Linked DNA regions of Homo sapiens: all the other regions are linked to region 1. A link is a loop called in an ENCODE intact Hi-C map of the cell type or tissue named here. Cell type or tissue: heart left ventricle. All regions are shown on one strand.

Evidence for each region. Peaks named below come from ENCODE experiments on the same cell type or tissue, not always from the same donor. Only the 100,000 strongest peaks of a DNase experiment are listed, where the experiment ranks them.
Region 2: a loop joins it to region 1, with 2.9 times the contacts of the local background. A loop is called at or near these places in 11 of 110 quality-filtered maps.
Region 3: a loop joins it to region 1, with 18 times the contacts of the local background. A loop is called at or near these places in 12 of 110 quality-filtered maps.

The regions. Positions count from the first base shown.
Region 1 is chr4:85,146,352-85,148,851 of GRCh38, reverse strand. No RefSeq gene overlaps it. Among named protein-coding and RNA genes, the nearest start is that of WDFY3, 180 kb to the right of the region's middle. In heart left ventricle, a CTCF peak has its summit at 1,187 (motif pointing left); a DNase peak (open chromatin) is centred at 1,121; H3K4me3 peaks cover 847 bases; H3K27ac peaks cover 296 bases.
Region 2 is chr4:85,806,470-85,808,969 of GRCh38, reverse strand. All of the region lies in intron 3 of ARHGAP24 (Rho GTPase activating protein 24), which reads right to left. Among named protein-coding and RNA genes, the nearest start is that of MIR4451, 85 kb to the right of the region's middle. In heart left ventricle, no CTCF peak of the experiment used is centred here; a DNase peak (open chromatin) is centred at 1,229; H3K27ac peaks cover 1,516 bases.
Region 3 is chr4:85,083,588-85,086,087 of GRCh38, reverse strand. No RefSeq gene overlaps it. Among named protein-coding and RNA genes, the nearest start is that of WDFY3, 120 kb to the right of the region's middle. In heart left ventricle, a CTCF peak has its summit at 1,503 (motif pointing left); no DNase peak of the experiment used is centred here.

The DNA of each region.
Region 1 (2,500 bases):
TCTTAAAGTTGTAATTAGACATATGTGAGTGTGTGAAATACACACACCACACACACACACCCCATGCACCACCCCAGTGACCAAATTCTTGTTTAATCATCAAGTACAACCCAGACTTGATTAGTTACCTAGGGTAGAGGAAACTCAAAAGACTTGAGGAGCTAGACTCTTTCAGATAATTTTGTCTGAAACTTTTTAGTGTTCCTTTCACTAAGGGAAGACAAATCAGAAACCCTTTTCCCCAACTCTTATATTTTTGAAGTAATACGTAGTAGGACAAAAATCTCTCAGGAAGCTAACTCTTCTATCAGGGATCAAAAATGAGAACATCCAGGTTTTGTATAATTCACATCTATTACACAACTAGGATTCTTTATGTCTCCCATATATTTATTCCTCTCACTCAACTACTGACAATCTTCTTTCATCTCATTACCTCATGGTCAGCTGAAAAGACAATGGTTAATTTGCAGAAATATTTTGACTCGACCCATGCTGACTATGTTTCATCCTTAGATAATTGCCTCCACAAAGATGCACTTGCCATTGAGTATGAGCTATAGACTAAAGGCCGTTATTCATAATTGAGGTTGACGCTTAACACAACCTCTCACCAACATAACATTTACTTTACACTCAGAGTAACAAAAAGGAAGGTCACAGGCTTAGTTTACCTGCACCTCAGCCACCTGAATATATTTGTGACCTTTGATTCACTGAAACATTATTTTTCAGAGAGCAAAATCATACAAAATGATCTTCATTTTCACTAACCCTTATAATTAAAAACTACCAAAGACAGAATAATATCCTTATACCAAACTTAAAACAACAGAAGTCTAGCAAAAACACAGCACACGTATTAAAGCCAGCTTATATCTCATAAGAAAGTCATTTACCCTCACAATTTTGTTTAGTAAGAAATATTGACAATTTTTTCCTAATAGAATGGGTATGAACCTTTACTGAAATAAAAGACTAGGATTTTATTTGAATCAACTTTTGTAGCTTACCTAAGCTATTCCTATTTACTTCCTACATAAGCGAAAGAAAATGAATAAATTGTATCCGGATACTCACAGCAGAGATCTCAGTTCTAGTCCCTAACATCAGACGTCGCGGCTGCAGACTGAAAATGTTACTGTAAGGAAGTACTTGTATTTTTCTAGCAAAGTAGCACCCTCTAGTGGCTTTTCAAAAATATGAAGGAGTACACGCCAAACGTGACATAATTTGTTTACTATCAAATTATGCAGTGTCAAAACACTCAGGTGAGAACAAAACCTTGCCCTTGGCATAACGGGAAGCATATTCCAACCTTGTTCTGTGTTGTTCTAGGGAGGCAAAGATGGTTAATCATCCTATTGCACATCTACAGTGTGCCTCTGAGAAAAATATGCCCTTCCCTGATAATAGTTTATTATTTTTCCATTATTAGTATTATGGTGCTATTACTATCATTATTGCTATTAATATTAATAGAAAATTACCATTTACTGAGTATTTACTACATGCCAGAAAATGTATTCATTGTTTTACATTCTTTACCCCATTTAAAATTCACTATGAGTATATAACCTAGTCTTTATCCTCATCTGGTTTTATTGATTAAATAGTCGAGGCCCATATGTGTAGTATGAGTTGCCTAAGAGAATAAGAAAAACTAAGATTCAAACATATCTTTATAAATTTGCAAGAACTCTCACAAGCCTGATTTCAACAAGCAGAAATTATCAATAGTTTTTACATGTATCCAGCCTCAAAGTATAAATCCAAAGAAATAATTCAATAACAATGAAATTAACTGGAAAATTTTAGCTAACACTTAGTTAAAATTTTAATTTAAGTTTGGGTTATAAATACAACCATTTCCCATAGTAAGTAAAAGTTAAATACCGATTCTTAGACAGCAAGGCAATAGTCTCTAGGAAGCCAGTTTAGTTCCCCCTGGCTCAGTCATGGTATTTTATTAAAATCGAGAGAGGTATATTTGTTCAGGTAGGCATTCAACAGACATTCATTGAATGCCTCTAGGAACTCTAGTTTTGATTGCCAGTGATCCAAGACCTTTGCACAAAGCAAGTGCTGTGTGAATACCAAGGAAGACCCCTGAGCTAAAAAGTATATATTTTTTATGGCTTCAAAATGTATATATTCCATTTTAAATGTCATTTGTCTGATCCCAGCAAATAAACACTTTTGATATTTACATAAGGTTTGAAGGAACTTAGAGACACAAACAGAAAAGAATATTTATTAAGTATCTGCCAGGTGCTAGTTAGTAGTCTATGCCCTTTACATATATCACTATGGCAGAGACTGCTAACTGTTCACCAACCATTTCCTCTTCTTATTAAGCACATAGCCAGACTACATTTACAGCCAACATTGACTCAAGTATGACCATGTAACGGGATTCTAATCAGAATCCAGTACTGTGAGCAAAAGCAATGTGTACCACTTCCATGCATCGCCCATGACAAACCTCCCTTTCAGGATC
Region 2 (2,500 bases), 660 kb before region 1:
GATCCTTTTTATAACTTCTAGGAAGACATAGTCCCCAGTTCATATGTAACACAGAGCTTGTTTTCTGCTGATAGACTAATCTTTTAAATCACCTACCTTCTCTCATCAAAGAAAACTTTTTTTTTTGCTGTTTTACTTAGTTGCTATTTCTTTTGGGTTATTTTCTTTTATAATTAAAGCAAACAATCACTTCCATATGGACACTGAGATGGCAGAACAGGAATGAAAGCAATCAGTCAAAAAGCTCAAAACAGGACTGAGAAGGAGCTGCTACACCAGGACCAACTTTCTTTAATTCTAGACTCTGGATAATTTATCTTGATCTTCCTTCTCTCTATAGTTTTTTGGAATACAATATTAAGAGTCAAGTCAGAGAGGAGATAGAGTGGAGGTAATACTGTAGAATGTGTGGAAATCCACCTTGCAGACCACCCCTCCCTGGGACAGGCTAAGGAACACCGGCAACTGATAGCATAATTCTTTCTTAATCTGAAGAAACTCAAAACACATTTGCCTAAAGCAAGTGAAGGAATATTGAAAAGAATAAGATGTAAATAAATGAAGGATTTACAATGAACCAAAAAGAAAAAAAAGGTTAAAGTGGCAAAGTGTTTAGAGCAGTTGAAAGGAAGATAATTTACAAAACAATGCTGCTGGGAGTTGAAAAGTAAGTTAACATCTCTCTAGATAGTACGTTAGAATGCCAAGGTCTGAAAATGCCTGCTTATAATCCCTAGGACTTAACATTGAGAATCTTGCTTTATATTGATGCCTGCTACAGAATTTTCTCAAAAGGGTCACAATGAAATAAAAAGCATATTTTTTTCGAATTGGGAGAAAAATAAAATGAGAATGCTGAAACATCTGGTCTCTTTCATTACAAGAAGCAACCGACAACTATGTAAAACTGTCAGAGCAAGCAAATAAAAACATGTATTAGAGTGAATTAGTAATAAAAAACTCTCAAGAAAGACACCTCAACACTGTATTTATAAAGGCTCAGGGAGGGTGAATTTATTTGGGATACAGGGGGAGACAAAAATAAAAAAAGTGCCTTGAGGGATACAGAGCAAAGTTGCTGACATCAGGGTAAGAAAACATACTCTCCAAGACTAGCAAGTCATGGAAGCTTTGGCAGGACCTTGGAATAGCGGTGCTTGAAATGCCCCTGGGAGGTTACAGGATGTGGAGGAGAATGGTGGCTTGGTACAATTCTGAGGTCAGCCCCTGCGCCTCTGGGCTCCAAGGTTGGATGTAGGCCCAAATACCCTAGTGGTCTTGGCACAGAGGCAACAAAACCATCCGTCATCAGGATAGTATGTGGCTTGGACATTAATCATTTCAGCCAAGTGTGAGTTGAAGACCTGAGAATCCTCTCTATGAAATTTTAACACAACCCTAGTTCCCAGGGTGGAAAAATAAGGCAAGGAAAGACAATAATGGGTATGATTGAAGCTTTATTTATTCAACATCCTGGTGACTTGGATTTCAGAGTCTGATTTAAGATAATTAGAAAAACAATAGGTTGTTTGGCACTGTATCAGGAGTGGGATAAAAATTATACTGAAACCATCATTCTCAGCAAACTAACACAAGAACAGAAAACCAAATACCACATGTTCTCACTCATAAGTGGGAGTTGAACAATGAGAACACATGGACACAGGGAGGGGAACATCACACACTGGGGTCTGTTGGGGGTGGGGAGGTTAGGGGAGGGATGGCATTAGGAGAAATACCTAATGTAGATGACTGGTTGATGGGTGCAGCAAACCACCATGGCATGTGTATACCTATGTAACACACCTGCACGTTCTGCACATCTATCTCAGAACTTAAAGTATAATAATAGTTTTAAAAAATTAATTAAAAAAGAAAAAAATTATACTGTTAAAAATACACAATTTTACAAATGCTCTCTGACTTGAAGACACTAGCATTAGCTGAAAATATCTTTGTGGCATTGGGTGCCTTTGATTTGGTTAAAAAGGTAAATAAAATTATTTTAGAACAGCATAATATAGGTCTTTTGTTAAGTTAAAAAGTGTATTATGTATGTCTTTTCTGCCACTTGATAAATGCAAGGCTTTATTCAGACTGATGTAAATAAAATTGGGAAAAAGCCATATGTAGCAAAAGCTACATATTTTTGGGCAGTCATAAGCTTTCTCTTAATTACCTAATTTCCGAGTTACATTAGCATTCTCTTCTTAGAAATGGAAAACTGGAACTAGAGATTACCCAAGTGAACTTATGAAAATAATAATTATTCAACAATTGAGCTGGTGAACATCTTTATTTCTTAACTCCCATTTTTGTGCATGTTTTTTCAGATCACAGTGGATTATATAGCAACATTCTCTTGTTGAGTTCCCAATCCAGCCCCCAATTAAAAAAATATGTCATAGGGAACAACTGCTACCCATGGGAGGGTGTCATGTTCTTCTAGCATGTGCAGACTGCTTTCTAAAGCCTTCTCTCAAATGCCCTTAGAAGTAGA
Region 3 (2,500 bases), 63 kb after region 1:
TTTGTGTTTACTTTTGCATTCCCAAAGCTTCTTTTTTTAGAATTATGGGGGATAGAGTATTGTGTTTTTTGCTACATTAAAAACCACTAATGAAGATGAGAGAAAGCACTTGCAAGATCTTTAGGATCAAATATCCTAACAAACCACCTAGTTATGTGTTGGTATGCAAAGACAATCATAAATTAATAGATATTTACTATGTGATATTTACCAAGTATATCTGAAGACAGGAGAAAATACATTTGTAGAACATTGATCTGCCCAGCTAATGTGATCTGAGTGATAAATTCAGGCCCACTTGCCAACAAGCCTGGTCAGTTGAAACTCCCTACTTAAAGGCCATTTTTAAGCACTATTATCAAAGTTCCCTTGGGGTGGATTTTCTCATTTGCCCTTCCAGATTCAGTCTCTAATTTCTTCTTCCTGTTCTGGACCCAAAGAGTTGATCTCTGTGTACCACATCTCAAGGCTCCCTTGCCCTCCGGCTTCTGGTTAAGATCTTCCCAATAAAGAGCAACTCAGGAAACCAGACAGACAGTGGAAGGAAAGAAAAGTCAGAATACTTAATCCTCACCATCCCCCTCACACACTCCCCATGGGCGCCTCAGGTTTGTAGTAGCTGCAGTCTTCTCTCTATATTCACAGCTCCTTATGGAAGGTGTCTACTCCGTGGCAAGGAATGGTAATAATTTCTCACTGTGAATAGTCCCACAGTGGTTCCCTATCACTTGTTGATGTCCCTGAGCTCTTCATTTAGGGAATTCACTAACTAGTTCCTTTACTAAATTCTCTCCAGTTACCCCATCTGTCAAGCGTGCCTTCTGTTTCCTGCTCAGATCATGACTAACAGAACCCATTTGGAAATGTAGTGTATCTACTAAGAGAGGAGTAACACAATGAAACAAAATTGAGCTACTTCTCCATTAAATCTGAAGTCCTTATTAAAATATGGAAATGGGTTTGTGTTTTGATTAGCCTGCATTCAAGGTTTTGACTCCAGAAGGATGAGACATAGAATAGGCATGTTTTGATGAAGGTAGAATTAAAAATCAGTGTGGTAAGTGCCCACAATGGAGCAGCTGGGACAGCAGGAACAGCAGCAGCTGGGAGAGGGAACTTTCTAAAAGAGAATGAGGAAAGTTGAAAACCATCTCTTTTGATTCCTAGGGGATACCAGAGAGGAGAATGAAACCACCACTTTGCAGTTTTGCCTAAGGCTAACTTTACTTATGCTCCCTAATGTTTTAGCTCAATATCCAATCACTGCAATTAAGAGAAACTATTGTTCTTTTCTTTATTCTAAGAGCTTATGCCTGTTTTCTATTTTATTATATGGCTTTCAGAAGTAAAGACCCAAATAAAATTTATTTTCTCCTAGTAAGAGTTTCTAAGATTAATATACTTGCACACAAAAATAAGCTGGTATACAGGTACGCATCAGCCAGTATACTTCATGTCTGGTAACACCACTGCCTTTCAACTTGCAACTCTTGCCACCTAGTGGCAAAATTTGGTCTTACAACTTGAGGATAACAACAAGTATGATTTCGGCTCTAAAAAAGACAACTTGAAATTCTTGATTTCTTACTTAAATCAAAATTTCCTACATTATACCATCATGTGGTAAAAAGTCGTCCACAGGATGATACTGTATAATGGACTTTTTAAATAATTAAAGCTAATTAAAATTAATATTAAAACATAAACATTTTGTCTTAGGATTCTGTCCACCTCCTTTCTTCCTTTAAGGCAAGATCAAGGGCCAGCCAAGTAAACCGAAAGCAAATTTGTTTGAAAATTAGCAATAGACATGTCTTTGACTTACTACTATCATAGTTTTCTTACAATAGTTATGAAATCTACAGGTTTCCAGTTAAACTTATTATCCCCTTTTCATGTCATATATTACAAAAATATTTTTAAATCTTATTCCTTAATTCAGAGGAGAGTAAATTCAATAGCCCACTTTTTATTTTCCCATGCACAACGTTCTTTCAAATTTAAGAAATTTTTTTTGTGTAAAGTACTGCTCTAGGTATTGACTTAATTGGAGAAAGAAAACCAGAAAAAAATCTTTGCCCTCACTTAAGTTATTAATTATATTTTTGAATACTCATAGAATTATAGGTATGTATAATTGAGAAGATAATTTAGAGATTAGCTAATTCAACCTGAATGTTTTGTTTGTAATTTTTTATTTACAAAGAAGAAAACTGAAATGCAATTGGTAGGAACAGAAGTTCTCAAAAGCCTATCTTTGAGTATTCACAATACTTTGGATTATAGCAAAGTTATATTTACAATGAGCTGTGGTACTTGTTACATTAAAAAAAAAAAAAAAAAACCTGAGTGTAACCCCAAGCAACTACTTTTTCAATACCCATCTCCTCTCTGTACCGGTCCCACCTGTATTAGTCTCCTGTCTGCCACTTTCTATGTTCTTCCCAGCGTATGTATTTGCTTCCCTGGTCTATCCCCAGGACTAGGGTCTTCTACTGGA